Regions from separate parts of the Homo sapiens genome. Here region 1 is linked to region 2. A link is a contact called in ENCODE POLR2A ChIA-PET data. All regions are on one chromosome and are shown on one strand. Each heading gives the region's core, a stretch centred on a gene start or an enhancer-like site at or near the end of the contact. The rest is flanking DNA. Distances are from core to core; before and after follow the strand shown.

Region 1 (4,987 bases), core at 881-3,380, 140 kb after region 2:
ATGAGCCACCGTGCTGGGGCACGGCGGGGGGTGGGTGGGGGCGGGCATTGGTTTTTGATAAGAGGGAGGGTTAGAGAAAGGGATGGATAACGGAAGGGTAAGGAGGTAGGGGCATGGGGACTTCACAGCCAGCAGGAACATTTACAGCGGTTGGGTTGTTTACCTTCAACAGCTCCGCAGAGGAATAGTCACTGTGTGGGGAGGAATTTCTGTCCTGCGCATCTGTGTGCTCACCCAGCTTAGTGGGAACTCTGCCACTCAGACATATGATTCACATCAACTGTGTTTTTCATGAGTTTTAGAGACTTTTTTTTTTTAAAGCAAGGCTGACATCATTATGAAGGAACTTTTTTTTTCTCATAGGTTCCAGCCGAGGTACCACTGGAAATGGCACCAGGGAAGACCTTCAAAAGAAGGTTTTTTTTTTCCCCTCCCCTCCTCCAGAAATAGGTGAGTGAGGAGACTTCCTGACTTGGCTAAAATAAAAAATTATAGCACTTTATTGTTGACTGATTATAGATGTAACAATTCTCCACTGGAAAAGTTTCAGAAAATAGAAAAGTATAAACTGAAGAAAATTTATTTACTTAATAAAATTAGAACTGCAATTCAGAATGAGCCTCATTTACGTTTGATGTTTTCCCTAGTCTTTTTTATCCTGAACATTATGATGCCATGATTTATTTCAAAATTTCAGATGGTAGTTTTAGTGAATCATGCTTTTTAATTATAAAAATGTTTCCTTGAAGTAAAAAATTTTGGTTAAAAAATCAAACAACAAAACAAACTAGGAAAAATTCTTTGTGGAGAATACAGAGTTTTTTTTGGAGTTTTTCTTCTTTCTGTGTGTTTTGTTGAGTTTGCCTTGTGTTTATAGTTTTATATCTCTTTTCCTTGCTTGGCTCTATTACCGCACATATAAGTTTTGCCATAGATTGTCAGAATTTTAAGAGAAACGATGCTAGGCCAGGCATAGTGGCTCAATCCTATAATCCCAGCACTTTGGGAGGCTGAGGTGGGTGGATCACTTGAGGTCAGGAGTTCGAGACCAGCCTGGCCAACATGGCGAGACCCTGTCTCTACTGAAAATACAAAAATTAGTGGGGCGTGGTGGCAGGTGCCTGTAATCCCAGCTACTTGGGAGGTTGAGGCAGGAGAATAGCTTGAAACCGGGAGGTGGAGGTTGCAGTAAGCTGAGATTGCACCACTGCACTCTGGGGTGACAGGGCAAGACTCCTTCTCAAAAAAAAAAAAAAAAAGAAAGAAAGAAAAAGAAAAAAGAAAAGAGAAACGATGCCAGGTGGCTGTTCTCTTTGCACATCTGGATGAAGACCCAGAGGCTGGGGTGACACTAAAACTCCACAGCCTGAGCCCCATCCAGCTGATGGCAAAGCAGATACTTCACAACTGCGCCTTGGTGAGAAGTGAGTTTGGACACCCCAAATGAACTGCAGTTGGGAGCAGCTCCCAGCTCCAGCTCCAGCTCCCTGTTCATTTTCCAAGAGGTGGCAACAGCCAGAAGGAGTCTGAGATGTGACTCCCAGGGAGGAGGGGTCGCTCCTGAGGATCAGTCCAAAGTTGCTACAAGGCTGGACGCCCTCTCTCCATATAGCTGTGGTTACCTTAACAGTTTGCAATGTGTGTATTCATTTTGGTTGCCAAGAAGACTCAGCTGAGTAGATGTGGGCTCTGTAGACATTGTGAGAAGAAGGGAGGCAGGGAAGTGTGCTTTGCTAGTGACTTGGTTCTTGACCACCATCACCTCAGTTTTGTGACGACTTCCCGGAAATACGGCCAGCCTTGAACTGGCAGCAGTTTAGTAGAGTGGTATGAACCGAGAATGACACTTGTTAGCTGTGTGACTTTGGCAAGGCATTTGCCATGCCTGAGCCTCAGTTTGCTGCAACATGGTCTTAATGATGGTTACCTGCATGATTGTCACAAGGACCATAGAAAACGTATGTACATGCTTGGCGTATAGTTGGCACTGAATGCCGTCACTGTAATTGAATCTGACAATGGGTGTGAGAACCATTAGGGAGGGGTGAAATGCTCCCCATGCCCATGAAAAGGTGGAGGGGACTCAGTGCTCCGGCTTCTATTATGTGATGCGACAATAACTATTACTGTGGGCATGACCACAGCCTTTCTACCTTTGGCAGCCTGTCAAAGGGAATCTTCTGGAGCCAGCCTCTTCCCTCCTTTCCCACCCGAGAGAGGAAACATTCTTGCTGGGAATGAGGCTGTCAATCTACCTGATTAAGAGTGAGAGAAGAGAGGTGGGGTACAGCGGTGAGGGCTGTAGGGCTGGAGGGGGTGGGTAGGTGTGGAGGAGAAGTCTTCAGAGGCATGTGTGGGTGAGGGGGAGTGGAATGAGAGCAAAGAGATTCTAACATTCTGGGCTGTGTTTATAGGTCTTCTTTAATATTTTTCAAGATATGAATTAAGTGAAATTTCTCTTTCTTGGTAAAATATATATAACATAAAATTTACATTTTAAGGCTGGGTGTGGTGGCTCACGCCTGTTATCCCAGCACTTTGGGAGGCCGAGGTGGGTGGATCATGAGGTCAGGAGTTCAAGACTAGCATGGCCAAGATGGTGAAACTCCGTCTCTACTAAAAATACAAAAATTAGCTGGGTGTGGTGGTGGGTGCCTGTAATCCCAGCTACTTGGGAGGCTGAGGCAGAGAATTGCTTGAACCCGGGAGGCGGAGGTTGCAGTGAGCCGAGATCCAAACAGAAACTCTGTACCCATTAAATAATAACTTCTCACCCTACCTCCTCCAGCCCCTGGTAACCTCTATAACCTTGATTCTACTTTCTGTCTCTACACATTTGCTTATTCTCTATCCTAGACATCTTATATAAGTAGAATCATACAATATTTGTCATTTGTGTTGAGTTTATTTCGCTTAGCATAATATTTTCGAGGTTCATTCATGTAGTAATATGCATCAGAATCTCATTCCTTTTTAAGGCTAAATAATATTCCATTATATGTACAGTCATTCCTTAGTATCCATGAGGGATTGGTTCCAGGATCCCCGAAGATGTCAAAATCCAAGGATGTTCAAGTCTCTGATATAAAATGGCACAGTATTTGCATATAACCTACACCTATCCTCCATATACTTTAAATCCTCTCTACTTATAGTACCTAATACATTGTAAAACTATGTAAATTATTATGCTGTATCATTATTTATTTATTGTTATATTGTTACTTTTTCATTTTATTTTGTCTTCAATACATATACTTATTTTTATTTATTTATTTTTTTTTTTGAGATGGAGTCTCACTCTGTCGCCAAGGCTAGAGTGCAACGGCACAATCTCAGCTCACTGCAGCCTCTGCCTCCCAGGTTCAAGCTATTCTCCCGTCCCAGCCTCCTGAGTAGCTGGGATTACAGGCATGTGCCACCATGCCTGGATAATTTTTATAGTTTTAGTAGAGACAGGGTTTCACTATGTTGGCCAGGCTGGTCTTGTACTCCTGACTTCAAGTCATCTGCCCGCTGTGGCCTCCCAAGGTGCTGGGATTACAGGTGTGGGCCACCGCGCCTGGCTGTCTTCAAATATTTTTGATCTGTGGTTGCTTGCATCCCTGGGTGGGAAATCGTGGGTACGGAGAGGGCTGACGGTATAGTCCACGTTTTGTTTCTCGATTCATCTGTCGAGGAACATTTGGGTTGTTTCCACCTTTTGGCTATTGTGAATAATGCTGCTTTGAACACTAGTGTACAAGTATCTATTCGAGTCCCTGCTTTCCATTCTTTGGATAGATATTTAGAAGTGGAATTGCTGGATCATATGGTAATTCTGTGTTTAATTTTGGAATTTTTCTTTAAGTGCCTTTGGCTGTCAAACTGCATCTTTTGTTCTCACGATGGTTCTCAAATCCTTTCATTCTGTTATAGTTTCTCCCCCTCTTTATTTCATGCCATTGATTTGTTGGAGACACTGGCTAATTTGTCTCTAGAGAATGATCTACCGCTTAGATATATTTGTTCCCTACTCACAGTGTCATTTAATTTGTTCCCTCATCCCCCATGTTTCCTGTAAACTGAAAGTTAAATACAGTCTTCATTGGATTCTGGTTCAAGTGTGTGACAGGAATAGCCTATAGAAGTGCTCTGTGTTTTTCACTGGATCCTATCAGGAGCTACCAAAATGTACTTCTTTTTTTTTGGAGCCAGGGTCTCACTCTGTCTTCCAGGCTGGACTGTAGTGGCACCACCACAGCTCACCGCAGCTTCGACCTACTGGGCTCAAGTGATCCTTCCACCTCAGCCTCCCAAGTAGCTGGGACTACAGGTGCACAGGTGTATGCCGCCATGCCTGGCTATTTTTTTAATTTTTTGTAAAGATGGGGGGGGGGTCTCACTATGTTGCCCAGGCTGGTCTTGAACTCTTAGACTCAAGTGATCCTCCTGCCTTGGCCTTCCAAAGTGTTGAAATTACAGGTGTGAGAAACCATGCCTGACAAAATGTACTTCTTAAACATAAACATAAATTTACTCTGAGAATGACCCACCTGGGTATGTGGGGTAAAACCTCTTTATTCTGTGACATGAATTCTTAATTTATGTTTATTATTTGTTTATTTATTTACTTTTAGAGACAGGGTCTTGTTTTGTCACCTAGGCTGGAGTGCAGTGGTGTGATCATGGCTCACTGCAGTCTTGACCTCCCTGGTTCAAGTGATCCTCCTGCCTCAGGCTCCCAAAGTGCTGAGATTACAGGCATGAGCCTGTGATTGTGCAGTGGGATGATCTCAGCTTACCGCAACATCTGCCTCCCGGGTTCAAGTGATTCTCCTGCCCCAGTTTGCATTCTTAATTTCATTCATAATGCTCTGGGGTAGGTACTATCACTCCCACTTTATAGAAGAGGAGACTGAGGCTTAGAGAGATTAGATAAGATGTGCAAAAAAACACTGTTAGTAAGTGGCTGAGCTGGGATTCAAAGGAAGGGACTTGTGGAACA
Region 2 (4,891 bases), core at 142-2,641:
CTCCGGACGGCGGCTTCTCCCCCATCCCCTTCAGCACGTCGTCTATCCGGTCATCCTCGATCACCACTGCGCAGGGAGAAAGCGCGTCAGCCGCGCGGCCTCGGGGGGCGGCGGCGATGAGAATGAGCCCCGCGTCCTAGCTTCCCGCGCAGCTACTGCCCGTGGCCCAGCGACGCCCCTCGGAACCCTGTGCCGCGGTGTCCTCCCCGTCCGAACTCTTCTGGAGACCCAACCCGCCGCCAAGCCTAGACCCCCTCCCCTCCCGATGGCGGAACGCCCCTCTTCCAAAGGCTCCAGCTATTCTCCCTCCCAGTGCGAGCCCTCCTGCCACCTGAGCCTTCCTCCCTCTGAGTTGATCAGAAACCTCTTGCTCACGGAATCCCCCTCTTCAACCCGCACTTCAACAGATCCCCCTGCTCAAATGGGGCTCAAACCGAGTATCCAGCTGGTCCAGCCCTCTCCTCAACCTGAGCCCTCTCGCCGCTGGAACCCCTCTTCCGATCCTGGCACCAACAGAGCTCCCCTCCCCATGCAAACAACCAAGACAAGCGGACCCCCGGCCTCCTGCCCTCTCTTGTTAGACGTCCCTCTCGACCCGAAGGTTCTTCGTATTGTCCACCGACTCAGTATTTGATCCCAAAGAATCAGCCCGTTACCCCGTGCTCCCACTTCCGTGCAGCCCCAAATGCCCCGACCGGCCCCTCCCCCTCGCCCGGGTGCCAGGGCTCTGCTTCCAGAGGTGGCGAGCATCGAATCCGGGGCACCGTGTTCCCGGGAGAAGGGAAGAGGGGGACACACACTGCAGCGGGGACCCCCCCCTCCAGCCCGGGCTGGAGAGCGGCTGGTGCGCTGGTCTGCGGCAAGAGCTGCGGGCACTCGGCGGGGAACGGCAGCCGGGGGGCGCCCGGCGGAGGGTTTCTGGGTCAGGCGGCGACTCCGGGCCCGGGCCGCGTACCTCGCTTGGCTCGGCCGATCTGGCCCAGCTTGGGGGGTCGCTTGGCCTGGTTGCCCGCGAAGAAGGAGTTGGTGTCCTGCAGGCGGCAGCTGAAGGAGAGGTCGGAGCCCTCGGGGTCTGCGCCGAAGCGGCCCATCTTGTCTTCGCTGTAGGGCAGGATCTCGGACATGGCGGGCGCGGGGTGGGCGCGGGGCGGGAGCGGGACTGCGGCGGGGCGCGGGCGGCGGGCTTGCTGCCGGACCGGCCCTACCTCAGCAGGGGAGCCGGCGGAAGGATGAAGTCATGCAGCATCCGGGGCTGAGGAGCCAAGCGGGGCCTCCTCCCCCGCGCCTCCGCCTCCCGGGCCGCTGGGCAGGCGGCGGCGGCGGCGGTGGCGGGGACCGGGCGGGGGCGGGGGCGGGGGGCGGGGGTGGCGGCGGCGGCGGCAAGAGCGGAATGACGATGAGCGCCCGACTGCGGCAGAGCACGGCGGGCGGGGCGCGGTGGAGGCGGGGCGGGCACTGGCCAGGGGAAAGAGGCGGGGCCGGGGGCAGGAGCGCGCCCAGCTACCCCGGGAACAGAGGCAGCTGGAGTGGGAGGTTCCCGCACTGTGGCGGGGAATGGCCAGCACGTGGGTCTTGGGGAATAGTACCAGCCAACCCGGCCGGGACCTCGCGGGGAGGGGCGGGACCGAAGGGGGGTGGGATCGAGCCTGGTACTGGAGGAGCTTGGAGGAGGGTCTGACCCCTAGGCTGGGAGAGGCGTGCAAGGGGGACTGGGAGCAGGAGGGCAAAAGCTGGCCGGGCGCGTTGGGGCGGGAAGGCGGCCGCAGGGCTGGCAATGGAAAGCGGGGAGCGGGAAATGCGCGGGGAGGAGACTCGGGTACAGGGTGACTGGGGAAGGCACGAACCCACAGCGCGGGAAGAGCTCGGGCCAGTGGGATGGTGCCCTTGCCGCTGACGCGCTCTTGTACTAGTTGCTCTGCTGGTCTTAAGTAGATCGTCAGGGTCCGTGCGCCTCTGAGTGCCGGTCTGTGTCTCTGTCTCCGCCTTTGTGTGTGTCAGTCCATCTCTAAGTGTCTGTATCTCTCTGTCTCTGTGCCCCGTATCTCTTTCGCTGTGTTATGGCCTTTGTCTATGCCTGTCCCTTAAGTGTCTGCCTTTCTCTATCTATCTCCATTCTTGACTCCTGTATCTCTGTGCCAGTGTCTCCGTCTCCTGAATCTGGGTATTTCAGTCTCTCCTAGGAGGGGTCTATAGAAACTGGGCCGACGCGCGCGCACCAGGGCAGACACCCCCAGCCCTAGTCCGGTGGCTGTAGCCCCCCGCGGCTCTGGAGTGGTGCGCTCGCAGTGTAGGAGGAATGAATGGCGGCGTCGCGGGGGGCGCCCTGGGCTGCGGGTGACGCGGGGAAGCTCGGAGCACCTGAGGACGCGGAGCGCGCCAGTGTGTGCCCCGAGGGAGTGCGGTAGAGATGGAGGGTGCCCCCCGCCCTCGTTGCTTTGGACCACGGGTGAGTTCTCGCCTCACCGATGGGAACATGCCCTCTTCTCCCCTTGCCTCCCGCCCCCACAACCCCCGCCCTGGCTGGCCGTCACCCGCGGCGTCACCTGCTTGCCAGCGCGCAGGAGCTCTGGCGCAATCACTGGCCTTGGGGAGGAGGGGGTGTCTCACATGCGGCGACAGTGACGGCAGCGCTGAAAACGGTAATGATCACCCTGTACGTTCATTCCACACTCCAGGCGAACGCGCTTTCCTTCCTTAATCTGGCCAAATTACCAAATCACACAGCTGGTGAGGCTGCCTTGTAGTGGGTCTCCTTCCAACACTTTCTCGCCAGGTGTTAATACCGGAGACACAGGGACAAACGCAATGGTGGCTGCCCAGGGAACTGGATGGGGGGGGCGGTATGCCACAGGATACCTTGATGCCAGCCTCACTCAAGGGCCCAGGCCTGGGGGCCCATCACTATGAAGCCCTCCTCTGCTCTGTCCTAGTCTCCGGGATGAGGGCCACAGCTGGAGGTGGAGGCCCAGCCTGGAGTGAGAGGAGCCCTGAAACTGGAAGGACAATAAAGGCGGAAGACTGGGGTCACTGGAAGAGAGTCCAGAAAATTCCACATACACTGGAAGTTGTCCAGTAATGGGTTCCAATCCTGACTCCCACTTTCTCAGTGACCTTGAACTGAAGGACCCATAATCATGGTTTTAAAAAATTAATTCGTTTGTACTTAAAACATTTTAGGAGGCCGGGCTCAGTGGCTCACGCCTGCAATACCAGCACTTTGGGAGGCCGAGGTGGGTGGATCACCTGAGGTCAGGAGTTTGAGACCAGCCTGATCAACATGGCAAAACCCTGTCTCTACTAAAAATACAAAAAAAATTAGCCAGGTGTGGCACACACCTGCAGTCCCAGCTACTTGGGAGGCTGAGGCACAAGAACCGCTTGACCTAGGGTGGCAAAGGTGGCAGTTGGCGGACATTGGGCCATTGCACTCCAGCCTGGGTGACAAAGCGAGGCGAGACTCCGTCTCAATAAAAGAAAGAGAGAGAGAGAGAGAGAGAGAGAGAGAGAGAGAGAGAGAGAGAGAGAAAGGAAGGAAGGAAGGAAAAAAATTTTAGGAAAATTAAGAAAATCACATAACATCTTTTTTTTTTTTTTTTTTTTTGACACGGAGTCTTGCTCCGTTGCCCAGGCTGGAGTGCAATGGCGCGATCTTGGCTCACCATAACCTCTACCTCCCAGGTTCAAGCGATTCTCCTGCCTCAGCCTCCCGAGTAGCTGGGACTACAGGCACACGCCACCATGCCCAGCTTTTTTTTTTTTTTTTTTTTTTTTTTTTTTTTGAGATGGAGTCTCACTCTGTCGCCAGGCTGGAGTGCAATGGCGCCATCTCAGCTCACTGCAACCTCCCCCTCCTGTGTTCAAGTGATTCTCATGCCTCAGCCTCCTGGGTAGCTGGGACTACAAGTGTGTGCCACCACTCCCAGCTAATTTTTGTATTTTTAGTAGAGACAGGGTTTCACCATGTTGGCCAGGATGGTCTCAATCTCTTGACCTCGTGATCCGCCCACTCGGCCTCCCAAAGTATTGAGATTACAGGTGTGAGCCACTGCGCCCTGCCAGTCTTTGTATTTTTTGTAGAGATGAGGTTTCACTATGTTGGCCAGGCTGGTCTTGAACTCCTGACCTCGCGATCCGCCCGCCTTGGCCTCCCAAAGTGCTGGGATTATAGGCATGAGCTACCACACCCGGCCTTATAACTATATATATATATATATATCCTTCTAGTCTTTTCACCATGTGTCTGCATGATATGATACCTCTGTAAGCCCCATGTTCTAGTCTGAAGCATGGGGATGATAAAACCTACTTATTAAGGAACGTTTTGCTGGGCAACATTCATGGCTCACACCTATGAATTCCGCCACTCAGAAGGCTGAAGCAGAAGGATCGCTTGAAGCCAGGAGTTGGAGACCAGGCTGGACAACATAACTAGGCCCCATCTCTAAATAAATAAGTAAATAAATAAGCAAGCCGGGTATGGTGGTACACACCTGTGGTCCCAGCTACTTGCAAGGCTGTGGTAGAAGGATCACCTGGGCACAGGAGTTTGAGGCTGCAGTGAGCCATAATGGTGCCACTGCACTCTGGCCTGGGTGACAGAGCAAGACCCTGACTCAAAAAAGAAAGAAAAGGACAGTTTTGTAGATGAAACTGTCCTGGGGTAAAGTGGGTTGTCTCGGGAGGTAGTGAGCTGCCCCTCACCTAAAATGCCAAAGAAGAGGCATGAGGGTTCTTGCCAAGGATGAGATAAGAGTATTGTGTGAGGAATTGAAACAATTCTCCTTTCTCTCTGCACAATGAGGGAGATTGGAAAAATGACAGTTTAATCCAGAATTCACTTGGTTACCTCCTTCTTAAATAATTATATTCCCGTCCCGGCCGTGCCTGCTGG

What was found. ChIA-PET counts read pairs that join two places held with the same protein, here RNA polymerase II (POLR2A).
Region 1: POLR2A ChIA-PET joins it to region 2 with 13 read pairs in Panc1. The contact joins the promoter of LINC02054 here to the promoter of CAMK2N2 in region 2. POLR2A ChIA-PET finds 5 or more read pairs at or near these places in 3 of 52 experiments (Caco-2, PC-9 and Panc1).

Annotation. Positions count from the first base shown.
Region 1 is chr3:184,399,407-184,404,393 of GRCh38, forward strand. It overlaps LINC02054 (long intergenic non-protein coding RNA 2054), which reads left to right and starts at 2,131. Exons shown (of 4, transcript NR_161199.1): 1 at 2,131-2,279.
Region 2 is chr3:184,260,162-184,265,052 of GRCh38, forward strand. CAMK2N2 (calcium/calmodulin dependent protein kinase II inhibitor 2) reads right to left here and starts at 1,392. Exons shown (of 2, transcript NM_033259.3): 1 at 956-1,392; 2 at 1-66. The coding sequence starts at 1,124. The region is part of intron 2 of EEF1AKMT4-ECE2 (EEF1AKMT4-ECE2 readthrough); the gene reads left to right. RefSeq lists enhancers at 1-46, 47-598, 2,484-3,246.